Regions from separate parts of the Homo sapiens genome. Here region 1 is linked to region 2. The links are chromatin contacts, found by Hi-C or POLR2A ChIA-PET in ENCODE. All regions are on one chromosome and are shown on one strand. Each heading gives the region's core, a stretch centred on a gene start or an enhancer-like site at or near the end of the contact. The rest is flanking DNA. Distances are from core to core; before and after follow the strand shown.

What was found. A loop is a pair of places that touch in the nucleus more often than their neighbours do. ChIA-PET counts read pairs that join two places held with the same protein, here RNA polymerase II (POLR2A). Pooled maps may share reads with other maps.
Region 1: a pooled map shows a loop between it and region 2 (3-fold over the local background). The contact joins the promoter of NR1H2 here to the promoter of MYH14 in region 2. A Hi-C loop is called at or near these places in 5 of 50 pooled maps. POLR2A ChIA-PET finds 5 or more read pairs at or near these places in 2 of 52 experiments (HEK293T and PC-9).

What each region holds. Positions count from the first base shown.
Region 1 is chr19:50,371,017-50,377,706 of GRCh38, reverse strand. It overlaps NR1H2 (nuclear receptor subfamily 1 group H member 2), which reads right to left and starts at 1,250. Exons shown (of 10, transcript NM_007121.7): 1 at 1,131-1,250; 2 at 881-988; 3 at 59-120. The coding sequence starts at 101. LOC105372437 (a long non-coding RNA gene) reads right to left here. Exons shown (of 4, transcript XR_007067299.1): 4 at 4,331-4,836. RefSeq lists a silencer at 620-709 and an enhancer at 530-1,341.
Region 2 is chr19:50,199,591-50,206,172 of GRCh38, reverse strand. MYH14 (myosin heavy chain 14) reads right to left here and starts at 2,551. Exons shown (of 43, transcript NM_001145809.2): 1 at 2,502-2,551. LOC124904746 (a long non-coding RNA gene) reads left to right here and starts at 2,197. Exons shown (of 3, transcript XR_007067298.1): 1 at 2,197-2,360. RefSeq lists a silencer at 730-829.

The sequences.
Region 1 (6,690 bases), core at 1-2,500, 170 kb before region 2:
GTACAGTGAGCTTCTGCTCGTGTGTGATAAGGGCTGGGTGGGGAAGAGAGTCACTCACCAGGCAGGGGGGTATCCAGGGAACTCGTGGTAGGAGAGGACATGGTGGGGTCACGGAGCAGCCTGTAGAATACAGGGGATTGAGAGCCTTGTGGGGCTAAGAAGGGTTAGGTTAGGTCAGTTACAGGTCCTGACAGGGCTTTCCCTTTTTTTTCCATCTCTCCAAAGACCCTACTCTCAGCCACAACCCTGGTTCCTGCCAGCCTACAAACCCTCCCCATCCTTCTAACAAGACCTGCCCCCTTCTGTTCCACGCCAGCCTTCAGCTTGGTCTTAAGCCCCGCCCCTGCTGTAGGCCCCGCCCCCTCAGGTCCAATCCACCTGCTTTTTCTAGGTAGGGCCCATTCTCCTTTAATCATGCTCTGCCTTCACGGCCTCCATGCCATGTAGTTTCCCCCCACCTCCTCTTCTTAAGACTCTACCTCACTTCTGCCCCAAGCATCCCTATTTCTCATTCTGACCCCACCTCCTCCTACTATGCTCCGCCCTCAACCTTCCAGGTTCAGCCCCTAAAGCCCCCATCATGGGCCTCCCAACACCTTGCCCCGCCCCATATGCATCCCTCCCTCCAAGCCTCACCCCCACAACCTCGCTCCAGGTCCCCATCCCCTCCCATCATGCCCCGCCCCCGCCCCGCCTCCTCCCTTCCTACTGCACCCCCACAACCTCGCTCCAGGCCCCGCCACATCTCCTCCCATCATGCCCCGCCCCCAGCCCCGCCTCCTCCCTTCATGCCCCGCCCCCGCACCGCGCTGCAGGTCCCGCCCCATCACCTCCCATCATGCCCCGCCCCGCCTCCTCCATTCATGCTCCGCCCTCGCACCTCTCTCCAGGTCCCGCCCCTCTCCAAGCAACAGCGGGGGGCGGGGCTCATGGCTGCGCGCGGGGGTCTCGTGGACGGCCTCTCGCGGAGTGAACTACTCCTGTTGCCCTGGAAACAGCCGCGGGAGGCGCGAATTACCGAGGGGAGGAAATGGAAGGAGAGAAGGGGGCAGAGCGGAGTACGCGGGGAGCGCCGAGAAGCCCCGGGTTCGGGGCTCCTCCTGCGTCTCCCCACTCTCGGGTGCACCTACCTGGGTTCCCTTGCTCTGCTTTTCTTCGTCCTCCTCTTTAGCCCCTGACACACCGCCGCTACTCAAATACCCTCAAAAGTAACTTCGCCACTTCTTCCGGCAACCCCGCCCTTGCGTCACGTCCGGAAGAGGGGCGGAGCGTGAAACTTGACGAACTTCCGGTCCGCTTAGGACCAGCCGAAGCTGCTGCCCCGCACGGAAGTTGGAAACTCACCGGAAGTTTACCGGGTAGATCTACTGGGACTTGGCAGAAGAGTTCCGAACCCATTTCCTCGCTTCTTGGGAGCCAAACCTCCAGCCCCGCGCTTTGTGGCTTTAGCTCATTCATGCGCTTCTCTGAGCCTGCGGCCAAACCCTAGCTATAGCTGCTTGTCGCACATGACTGATTTAAGGCACGTTTGCACTTTTTTGGTCGTTACAAGTTTTCTGATTTTGGAGTCGTGCTGCTTGTTAGTTTTATTTATTTTTATTTATTTATTTGGAGAGGTCTCACTCTGTCACCCCAGACTGGAGTGCAGTGGTGTGATCTCAGCTCACTCCAGCCTCTGCGTCCTGGGTTCAAGAGATTCTCTTGCCTCACCCTCCCAAGTAACTGGGATTACAGGCATGTGCCACCACGCCCGGCTCATTTTTTTGTATTTTTAGTAGAGACAGGGTTTCGCCATGTTGGCGAGGCTGGTCTCGAACTCCTGACTTCAAATGATCCGCCTGCCTCGGCCTCCCAAAGTGCTGGGATTACAGGCGTGAGCTGCGGCACCGGGCTTATTTTTACTTTTTTTTTTTTGAGATGGAGTCTCACTCTGTTGCCCAGGCTGGAGTGCAGTGCCGCGATCTCAGCTAACTGCAACTTCCGCCTCCTGGGTTCAAGCGATTCTCCTGCCTCAGCCTCCCTTGTAGCTGGGATTACAGGTGCCCACCACCACGGCCGGCTAATTTTTCTATTTTTAGTAGAGATGGGGTTTCACCATGTTTGCCAGGCTGGTATCGAACTCCTGACCTCAGGCAATCCACCTACCTCGGCCTTCCAGAGTGTTGGGATTACAGGCGTGAGCCGCTGTGCCTGGCCAGATTTGAGATGTCAGAATTTTCTCATTGTTAAAATTTTGCAAAAATGGTTTCAATAACTTGGTGATTGGAAGAATTAAAAAAGCTCAGTCTCGGACCGGGCGCGGTGGCTCACGCCTGTAATCCCAGCACTTTGGGAGGCCGAGGTGGGCAGATCACCTGAGGTCGGGAGTTTGAGATCAGCCTGACCAACATGGAGAAACTCCGTCTCTACTAAAAATACAAAATTAGCCAGGCATGGTGGCGGGCGCCTGTAATCCCAGCTACTCGGGAGAGGCTGAGGCAGGAGAATCGCTTGAACCCAGGAGGCGGAGGTTGCGGTGAGCCGAGGTTGCGGTGAGCCGAGATTGCGCCATTGCACTCCAGTCTGGGTAACAAGAGCGAAACTCCGTCTCAAAAATAAAATGCAATAAAAATAAAGGAATAAAAGAATGGCTACTCCAGGTAGAGCAGCGGCTTGGGCTGTTCACTGTGATTATACTTATAGTTATTTCTTGATTATATACTAAACAACGGGTGGATTATTCATGAGTTTTCCAGGAAAAGGGTAGGCAATTCTCAGAATTGAGGGTTCCTCCCCCGTTTAGACCATATAGGGGAACTTCCTGACGTTGCCATGGCATTTGTAAGCTGTCATCGTGCTGGTGGGTGTGACTTTTAGCATGCTAATGCGTTATAATTAGTGTATAATGAGCCATGAGGACGGCTAGAGGTCACTCTCATCGCCATCTTGGTTTTGCTGGGATCTGGCTGACTTCTTTACTGCATATGCTGTTTTATCAGCAAGCTCTTTGTGACCCGTATCTTGTGCCAACCTCCTATCCTATCTCATCCTGTGACTAAGAATGCCTTAACCTCCTGGGAACGCAGCCCAGTAGGTCTCAGCCTTATTTTACCAAGCTCCTATTCAAGACAGAATCGCTGTGGTTGGAATGCCTCTGACATATGTGTATGCCTTTATAAAAAAGAAATGGGACTATGTGATCCATGCTCTTCTGTAACTTATTATGTCTACTCAGGCCCATCGTTTGAGATTGTGGAATTTTCCACCTAGGGATGTTAGAAGCGAAACAAGTGATTAACATGAGCGTTGGAAATGGCAGAACCTGGTGTCTCTGTCACTTCCTTCCTGTGTAACACTGAGCCCAGTTCCTTAACCTCCCCGTGCCTCAGTTTCCTTGCCTGTAAATTGCAAACAGGAGTGAGAAAGCCGGGCATGGTGGCTCATGCCTGTAATCCCAGCACTTTGGGAGGCCAAGGCAGGTGGATCACCTGAGATCAGGAGTTCGAGACTAGCCTGACCAACTTGCTGAAACCTGGTCTCTACTAAAAATATAAAATTAGCCGGGCATGGTGGCGGGCACCTGTAATCCCAGCTACTCAGGAGGCTGAGGCAGGAGAATTGAACCCGGGAGACAGAGGTTGTGGTGAGCCAAGATCTTGCCATTGCATTCCACCCTGGGCAGCAGGAGCAAAACTGCATCTCAAAAATAAAAAAATAAAGGCAGGGCACGGTGGCTCACGCCTGTAATCCCAGCACTTTGGGAGGCCAAGGCAGGTGGATCACAAGGTCAGGAGTTCAAGACCAGCCTGACCAACACCATGAAACCCCATCTCTACTAAAAAAAATACAAAAAAAATAGCCAGGCGTGGTGGTACGTGCCTGTAATCCCAGCTACTTGGGAGGCTGAGACAGAAGAATCACTTGAACCCAGGAGGCGGAGGTTGCAGTGAGCCGAGAACGCGCCACTGCACTCCAGCCTGGCAACAGAGTAAGACTCCGTCTCAAAATAAATAAATAAATAAACAAATAAATAAAAATAAAAAAATTAAAAAGAGTGAGACAGGAGGCTAGGCACAGTGGTTCATGCCAGTAATCCCAGCATTTTGGAAGGCTGAGGCAGGCAGATCACGATGTCAGGAGATGGAGACCATCCTGGCCAACATGGTGAAACCCCATCTCAACTAAAAATACAAAAATTAGCTGGGCGTGGTGGCACGTGCCTGTAATCCCAACTACTTGGGAGGCTGAGGCAGGAGAATCTCTTGAACCAAGGAGTCAGAGGTTGCAGTGAGCCGAGATCGCGCCACTGCACTCCAGCCTACCGACAGACTGAAACTCTATCTCAAAAAAAAAAAAAAAAAAAAAAAGCGAGACAGGAATAACACAGGGTAGTCACAGGAGAATAGAAAATTCCAGGCAGCAGTTTCACATGACTAGCAAAAGGAAACTGTTGAAATAGTTGCAGCAGGTGGGGGCTGATAAGACTCTTGAAAACCCTAGGTGTGGACCAACCTGGCTAAGACACATTGGACCCAACAAGGCCCTACATATGACCTAGGTCTCACCTAGGACCTCGTTATATGCTCATTAACATAAACACACACCCACCAGCACCAGGACGGTTACAGGAACACCCATATTTGGTGTAAAAGTGGGTGGCACCACAGTTCTCAAAAATCTCCTTTTTCTAGGAATCTTCATGAATATTCCACTCCTTGATTAAAGAAATCCATAGTACATACCTGTAGTCCCAGCTACTCAGGAGACTGAGGCAGGAGAATCGCTGGAACCCGTGAGGCGGAGGTTGCAGTGAGCCAAGATCGTGCCACTGCACTCCAGCCTGGGGACAGAGCAAGACTGTCTCAAAACAAAAAGAGAGAAACCCATTAAGGTAGCAGCCCCAAACCCCCCCTGCAGGAGACTCTCTCTGGAGTCCACCTGTACTCCTCTTTGTTGAGTGTGTACTTTTCACTTTGCAATACATCTTTGTACTTTCAGTATTTTCCCACTTGTCCTCAAGTTCCTTCCCGAGATGGTGTCAAGAGCCTGGACATTGGCTGGGGTGGAGGTCCCACACCAGCATATGGGGACTTCCCCTAGCCCACCGGGATCAAGAGTATGACCTTGTTGCCTTACTCTTATGACTAAATGAGGTAAAAGCATAAACAGGGTGGGTTTCAAATGAGGTGCCTGATATGGTGGAACTGTATTTATATTTATTTATTTATTTATTTATTTTTTTAAGATAAGATCTCACTCTGTCGCCCAGGCTGGAGTGCAGTGGTGCCATCTTGGCTTATTGCAGCCCTGACCTCCTGGGCTCAGGTGATCCTCCCACCTCAGCCTCCAGAGTATGTGGGACCGCAGGCATGAGCCACCACACCCAGCTAAGTTTTTACATTTTTGTTAGAGATGGGGTTTCGCCACGTTGCCTAGGCTGTTCTTGAACTCATGGACTCAGGCGATCTGCCCACCTTGGCCTCCCAAGGTGCCGGGATTACAGGCATGAGCCTCTCATCCAGCCTGTATTGATTCTTGTGGCTGTTAAAGTAGTTCTAAGTTTCCACTGTTAGAAAAGTGCAAGAGTCCTGAAATAGGCTGAAGAGGAATTACAACACTTTTGGGACGAGTCACATTGCACTCAGTCTCGGTTGACCTACTGGTAAATAGGATAAATCGTTCTTCCTTTTTTCTTTGAGTTTTGCTCTTGTCACCCAGGCTAGAGTGCAGTGGCCCAATCTTGGTTCACTGCAACTTCTGCCTCCCGGGTTCAAGTTATTCTCCTGCCTCAGCCTCCTGAGTAGCTGGGATCACGGGTGCGCACCACCATGCCCGGCTAATTTTTGTGTTTTTAGTAGAGACGGGGTTTCACCATGTTGGGCAGGCTGGTTTCAAACTCCTGACATCAAGTGATCCACTCATCTCAGCCTCCCAAAGTGCTGGGATTACAGGCATGAGCCACCACGCCCGGCTTTGTTCTTATTTATTTATTTATTTATTTATTTGAGACAGAGTTTACTCTAGTACAGTGGCGTGATCTCGGCTCACTGCAACCTCTGCCTGCCGGGTTCACGCCATTCTCCTGCCTCAGCCTCCTGACTAGCTGGGACTACAGGCACCTGCCACCACGCCCGGCTAATTTTTTGTATTTTTAATAGAGACAGGGTTTCATCATGTTGGCCAGGCTGGTCTCGAACTCCCGACCTCAGGCAATCCACCCACCTCGGCCTCTCAAAGTGCAGGAATTACAGGCGTGTGCTGCCGTGCCCGGCCTCTTGTTCTTATTTCTTATGAAGGGTATGAGGATCCCGGAAGCGCAGTGCCTGGCATACAGAAGCACTCGGTCACTGGCAGTTTTGTTGTCTGAAGGTAGCTGTGGACCAAGGTTCTCATTTGTAAGTAACCCAATATTCTCTAATTTTTTTGGTAATAGCTTTATTGAGATTTGGTTCACACACCAAACAATTCAGCACTTTCAAGTACAATTTAATGGTTTTTAGCAAGTTCACGGGTTGTGCAACCACCACCATAACCAATTTTAGAACATTTTGGTCAGTCCACAAAGAAACCCCATTCCCATAAGCAGATATACCCGTTGGCCACGGTGGCTCACACCTGTAATCCCAGCACTTTGGAAGGCCAAGGAGGGCAGATCACAAGGTCAAGAGATTGAGACCATCCTAGCCAACAAGGCGAAACCCCGTCGCTACA
Region 2 (6,582 bases), core at 1,302-3,801:
CAGCCGGGCTAGAGGTGAGGATGCTGAGTTCTGAAGATGGATCACAGCCCTGATGGGGCGGGCAGGGCCTGCAGGCCTTGGCTCCAAGTGGCCGAGCCTCTCTGACTGCCCTACCCTTCCTCAACCAGCAGGAACACTCTGCCAGGGCTAATTACTGTCACCTGGGCAGGTGAAAGCACCTGCCCTGGGAGGGGCCGAGACTGCTGGGCTTGAAAAAGAAAAGCAGCCAGGGATCCGCCCTGGGGCAGAGGTTGGGGCCCTTGGCATCCAGCCGTCTGACCCTGGCTTCTAGCGCTGGGTTTCCGGAGTCCCAGTACTCAATGCCCTCCTGTCTCAGACCCAGGAGTTCAGGCCCCCAGCCCCTGCTCCTACAGACCCCAGAATCCGGGCTTGCAGCCCCCTCCTCCCCTAAGACCCCAGCTCTGCAGTCCTGGCCCCAGTCCTTTCCTCCCCCAGGACCCAGAAGTTCGGGCTCGCGGCGCAGTCCTTCCTCAGACCTGGGACAGCCGGCCCCCAAGGCCCCTTCTCAGATCCAGGAGTCTGAGAGCCCCGTACCCATTCCCCTGGACCCAAGCGCCTGTGTCGCCGCCCCCTCAACTCGCAGATCCTCGGGGCTACCTGGGGGCGCCGACCGGAGCGGGGAGATGGGGTGAGGGCGCGGGAATCCCCGTTCTCTTCAGGTGCAGCGACCTCCGCGGTCCAGCGCAGGGCGGGGCCCCGTCGCGTCACAGGGCGGGAGCCCGGCTCTGATGTCACCCAGCACCTGCCCGGCTGGGAACGGGGCGGGCCTGGAGCTTCAGGGCCTCTGACGGGGGCCGGGGGAAGGCGGGGGTTGAGCCTGTTGCCAGGTGGGCGGCGGCGGCGGCGGCGCCAGGGGCTCCTCCCCCTTATGGAGGGCAAAGGTCGAGGGCCCGCCGCGGAGAAGGCTGAGGATTCCCGGGATTCAAACCCCGCTGGAGCTTCCTGGGCCTCAGCTTTCCCTGCTGTGCATTGCGGCCAGTGAAATTAATAAAACGACGTTCAGAAAGTTCCCCAGCCCAGTGCTTCATCATTAATCTCCCTGAGCCTCAGTTTCCCAACTGCGGGAAGGGAACAACAAAATCTATAGACAGTAAGAGTACCAAAGAAGAGGACAATGGTATTCTGTCCTGAGCTTCAGTCTCGGGAGTGAAATAAAGACTACATGGTGATAAGAGTACCTACTATGTGTCGGGTATTTTCTCCTCTTAGAACAGCTCTTTGAGATCATAAAATGATTTAAAAAAAAAAAAAGAGGGAGAGACAGGGTCTCTCTCTGTTGCCCAGCTTGGAGTGCAATGCCACGATCATGGCTCACTGCAGCCTTGACCTCCTGGGCTCAACCGATCCTCCCTGCTCAGCCTCCCGAGTAGCTGGGACAGCAGGGTCACGCCACCACGCCCGGCTAACTCTTTTACTTTTTGTAGAGACGAAGTCTCGCTGTGTTGCCCAAGCTGGTCTCGAACTCCTGGGCTCAAGCGATTCTTTCGCTTCCACCTCCCAAAGTGCTGGGATTACAGGCCTGAGCCACTGCGCCCGGCCTAGAATAACCTCAACAACCAATGACATAGGGGTGATCAGCATGTCCATTTCTCTGATGTGGAAACTGAGGCAGGAAGGGTCAAAGTAAGGCACTCAAGATCACACAGCGTAAGAGGGAGGTCTGGAATTCAAGCCTATACCGTTTTCTGCCATTCTAAAGGAGGGGGTCTGGAAAGAACTTGTAGCAGGTCCCTAAAGACATGAATTTCTGCGTCCCAGTTGGTGATTACTACCAACCTGCTTCCCCATCTATGCCACAGGGACCACCGCTTTCCTTAGGGGACTCCTGTGGGACTGAAAAGGTTAAAGGACCCAGCACACAGTTGGTCTCTGGAGTGTTCTTCTCCACCAGGTCCCCCTGCAGTCACCAATTCGGCCCAGTCTCAGCCTTCCCCTCTCTGTATAATGGGTACAATATAACTCACCTCGAGTCAACACGATAAGGAAAGGAAATTATTTAGTTATAAAAAATAAAAGCGTCCAAGTACATCATAGGTTCTCAAATATGTCCTTCCCTACCCCTCCGCCTCTTCCAGTCACGACCCCTCTCTCTGGCCTCCGATTCTGACACGTGAGAACAGAGACATGTCATGCTGGGGGCGGGGGACTGGAGGCGATGACTCAGGTATTAAAGCGGCCGAGGTTCCAAAGACAGCCTCAGTTTCCCCTTCTGCGGAACAGGCCCGGGGCTGACAACGAGGACCCCGACCGGGCCTCGCACACGGCGGCAACTGGAGTTGGGGGAGTGTAGACGTCCCGCCCCCCCACCTCCCTCGCCGCCGTCCCGCTGCGCGCCCAAGGTGAGTGTCCGCGTCACCTCCCCGCCGTCCCCGGCCGCCTGCCCGGGCTCCCGGGCCCCGATCGCAGCCCCCAGGCTCCAGCTTCCCCTGGCTCAGTCCCGTTCCGCCGCCCCCGGAGGGCTGCCGGCCCCGGGCACTCACCGGCTTCCAGGGCCGTCCCGAGGCTTCGGCCTGGGGAGAAAGAGGGGCGTGTCCGCCAGGACAGCCCCGCCCCCAAGAGAGCAGCAGAGGCCAATCGGCGCCCGCTGCGGCAAGCTACGGCCCCGCCCCTGGGGGACGGGAGCCGCCAATCAAAAAGAGCGGCTGGCGGGCTGGGCCAATCAGAAGTTGTCGAAGGGTGCCAGCCGTGGGAAAAGAACGCGGCCCGGGCGCGGAGCTAGGCGGCGCGGTCGGGGGTGGAAGCCGAGGCCTGATGGGCACGGGGCGCCACCAATAGCGAGGCGCGGGGGGCGGCCGGGGGCGGGAGGCCCAAGGGGCCAGGGTGAATGGGCCGCTTTGTGCGCAAGGCATGAATGGGGGCCTTTGTAAGGGCCGGCGTGGGGGGGCCGACCGAAGGCCGGAATGCCTGGGTCCCCCGGGACCCGGCGGGCAGGAGAGACAGGAGACAGAATTCACTTTTGTCGAACGTAGACCATGTACCAGGCACCCTCCCAGGCTCTCACCCACCGGGGAGGTGTGGGCCGTGATACTATCGGAATAACAATGATCGTTTATCAAGCACTTCGATGTAGACCGGGAGCTGTGCTAAGCGCCTTACCTGCATGATCTCATTTAATCCTTACAACGAAGCCCTTGAAATTGGTGCTATTAAGATCTTCATCTTCTAGATGAGGTAACCCCAAGCTTAGAAAGAGGGTGTTAATTGCAGAAAGTCACAGAGCTGGCCGATGGCAGAGCAAGGACTCAGATCCAACCAGAAGTTGTGCTTTTAACCGCCATGCTATGCCCAAACGTGGTAATGATTCCCCATTTACAATTTACAGATGGGAAAACTGAGGCTCAGGAGAGCCAAAAGACTTCCCAAGGTTGGAAGGGTGCCGTGGCTCACACCTGTAATCCCAACACTTTGGGAGGCCAGGGTGGGAGGATCACTTGAGCCCAGGAGGTCAAGACCAGCCTGGGCAACATAGGCCCCATCTCTATTTAAAAGGAAAATAAAAAGAGCCAAGGGCACAAAGGAATGGCTCCACTGAACCCAAGGAGGCCTGCCAGCTTGGCTCGGCTGCTCAGCAGCTGTGTGGGCTCAGGCCAGTTGCTGGACTTTTTTGAGATTCCATTTATTTCTGCACTCGTAAAATGGGAGTGATGGACTGTCTGCCTTCACCCTTGCTCTCCCTACAGTCTACTCTATTCAGATGGGGCCTTTCCTCTGTTCAGAGCCTTCCATGGCTCCCATTTCACTCAGTAAAAGTCTAAGAACTCACCATGGCCAATGAGGTCCTGCGGGATGTGGCTGGCCCTTTTGCTCTCTCTGATCTCACCCCCAGGCCCTCCCCTTCATACTGCTCCAGCTACACTGGCTCAATTTCTCAAACCAGGAGGCCTGGTGCTGCCCCAAGGCCTTTGCATTCTCTGTTGGGTCCACCAGGAATGCTCTTCCCCAGGTTTTGCATGACAACCTCTCTCCCACATCATCCGTTCTGCTCCAATATCACCTCTTCCAAGAGGCCTTTCCTGGCCATCCTATATAAGACAGTTCCTCTCATCACTCTCTCTCGTTTAACCCCGCTTTGCTTTTTCTCATAGCACTGGGAGTGTTTGCTAATTTATCTGTTTATCATCTGTCTCCTCACTAGAATTTAAGTCCCACGAGGACAAAGATCTTTATTTTGTTCAGTGCCGAATCCTCAGTGCCTGGCACACAGTAGGTGTTTAATAAGTGTTTGTTGAGTAAATGGTAATGAGTGCTTGTATTGAGTGGATTAAGTGAATTAGTGCCTACAAAGCTCTTAGTACAGTCCTGGCACCAGGGAAAAGGCTGAATAAGAAAGTACTGGCCAGGAGCGGTGGCTCACGCCTCTAATTCCAGCACTTTGGGAAGCTGAGGCAGGCAGATCACTTGAAGTCAGGAGTTCGAGAGCAGCCTGGCCAACATGGTGAAACCCCGTCTCTACTAAAAATACAAAAATTATCCAGGCATAGTGGCCCACGCCTGTAATCCCAGCTTTTCGGGAGGCTGAGGCAGGAGAATCACTGGAACCCAGGAGGCGGAGGTTGCAGTGAGCGGAGATAGCACCACTGCACTCCAGCCTGGGTGGCAGAGTGATTCCATCTCAAAAAAAAAAGAAAGAAAAGAAAAAGAAAATACTGATTATCATGACTATTGCCATTTATTGTCCTACAAACAGCATGCAGGAGAGAAACTATATACATACGAAGTCTAGCGTACGAGCAAGAAGCCAAAGAAATATGAAAGGAAATGTTGGGAGATAAGAGATGGGCAGAAAAGAGACAAGAGAAGCTGGAGTTGGGTGCTGAGGGCAGACACAGATTCAAGCATCCAACTCCCAATGCACTTGCTCAGCAACAGCAAAGGTGAATCACAGGACCATCCCTGTGGTCATAGTGTCAAGATTGCCATGGCTTTGAGATTGCCACAGCCACCTTCCACTTCTTTGCAGATGGGGAAACAACATCCTGGGGAGAAAAGGACCTTTCTGAGAGTACTCGCAGTGATAACACAGCTCACAGTTGTGAGGTCTGATTGTGTGCTGGAAACATGACTGTCATTATGTCAGTGCATCCTCATGCCAGCCCCGTGAGGCTGGCATGGTCATTACCCCACTTTATAGGCTAGCAACATGTCCAGGGTCTCCTGACTACTGCTAATGGCGGATCTGGGCTCCAACTCCTAGGAAACAGGCCCCTGCAGGCATCTGTCTTAACCAAGACAGAGCTGAGGGCTCCTGTCACTCTGGCTGGAGCGTGCTCCATGGAAACATCCTACAGTAAAGATAATGAGTGCTGCTGTGTATGGAGTGCTGACTGTGTGCTGGACATTTTGCCCTTTTATGTATTAACTCATTGGATTCTCTCCACAACCCTACGAGGCTGGTGCTTTTATTATCCCCATTTGATGGATAGAAAACTGAGGTCCACGCCAGGCACAGTGGCTCACCCCTGTAATCCCAGCAATTTTTGGGGCTGAGGTGGGAGGATCACCTGAGGCCAGGAGTTTGAGACCAGCCTACCCAACATGGTGAAACCCTATCTCTACTAAAAATACAAAAATAAGCCAGGCATGACAGTGGGCGCCTGTAGTCCCAGCTACTTGGGAGGCTGAGGCAGGAGAATTGCTTGAGCTCGGGAGGTGGAGTTTGCAGTGAGCCAAGATTGTGCCATTGCACTCCAGCCTGGGTGACAGACTGAGACTCTATCACAAAAAACTCAAAAAAAAAAAAAAAAAAAAGAGAGAGAAGAAAGAAAGAAAGAAAGAGAAAGAAAGAAAAATTGAGGTCCAGAGACATGAAAGTCCTGTTCCCAACGGTGCTAGGAAAGAGTATGGACTGGGACACAACAGAATTTCAAACAGGAAAGAAGGCACTGGGCACCCACATTTTAACTATAATCTGCCTGGTAACTGGTGATGTCATCAACACTACCCAGGGCTAGATTTAGCCTGGGATTACCCAGGTAGATTTACCTGGCAACTTGTGATATCATCATGCCCACCAGGTTCTAAATTGACCTCATAATTGGAGATGTCATCAATTCTGCTCAGTCTATGAGGTAATTGATGACATCACTGAGTGATAGTAATGAGCTTTCTTTTGCGGAGGGCATTCTATGTGGTGGACGGCTGTATCAGCATTTTGAAAGTTGCTGGTATTTATTGAGTGCTTACTGTGTTCCAGGCACAGTTCTAAGCCCCTTCTGTGTGCTAAATCCTATAATCCTCCTGATAACGCTAAGTGGTAAGTTCTAATGTCAAACCCATTTTACAGATGAGGACACTGAGGCACAGCTGACCAAGGTTGCACAGTTTAAAGGTGGCAGAGCCTGCATTCAAATCAATGTAGTCTGCACAGTTTAAAGGTGGCAGAGCCTGAATTCGAATCAATGTAGTCTGGCTGTAGAGCTTGGGCTGCACAAAGCCAGCAGAGGGAGGCTGAGACCCAGAAAATCAAGTCCAAAGGAGGCACTCCACTGCCTCTAAGTTCTCCATCTGTCCTCCATCCAGGCCTGCCAGAGAAGGTCCTCAGGATAAAGCCCCAAACTCATT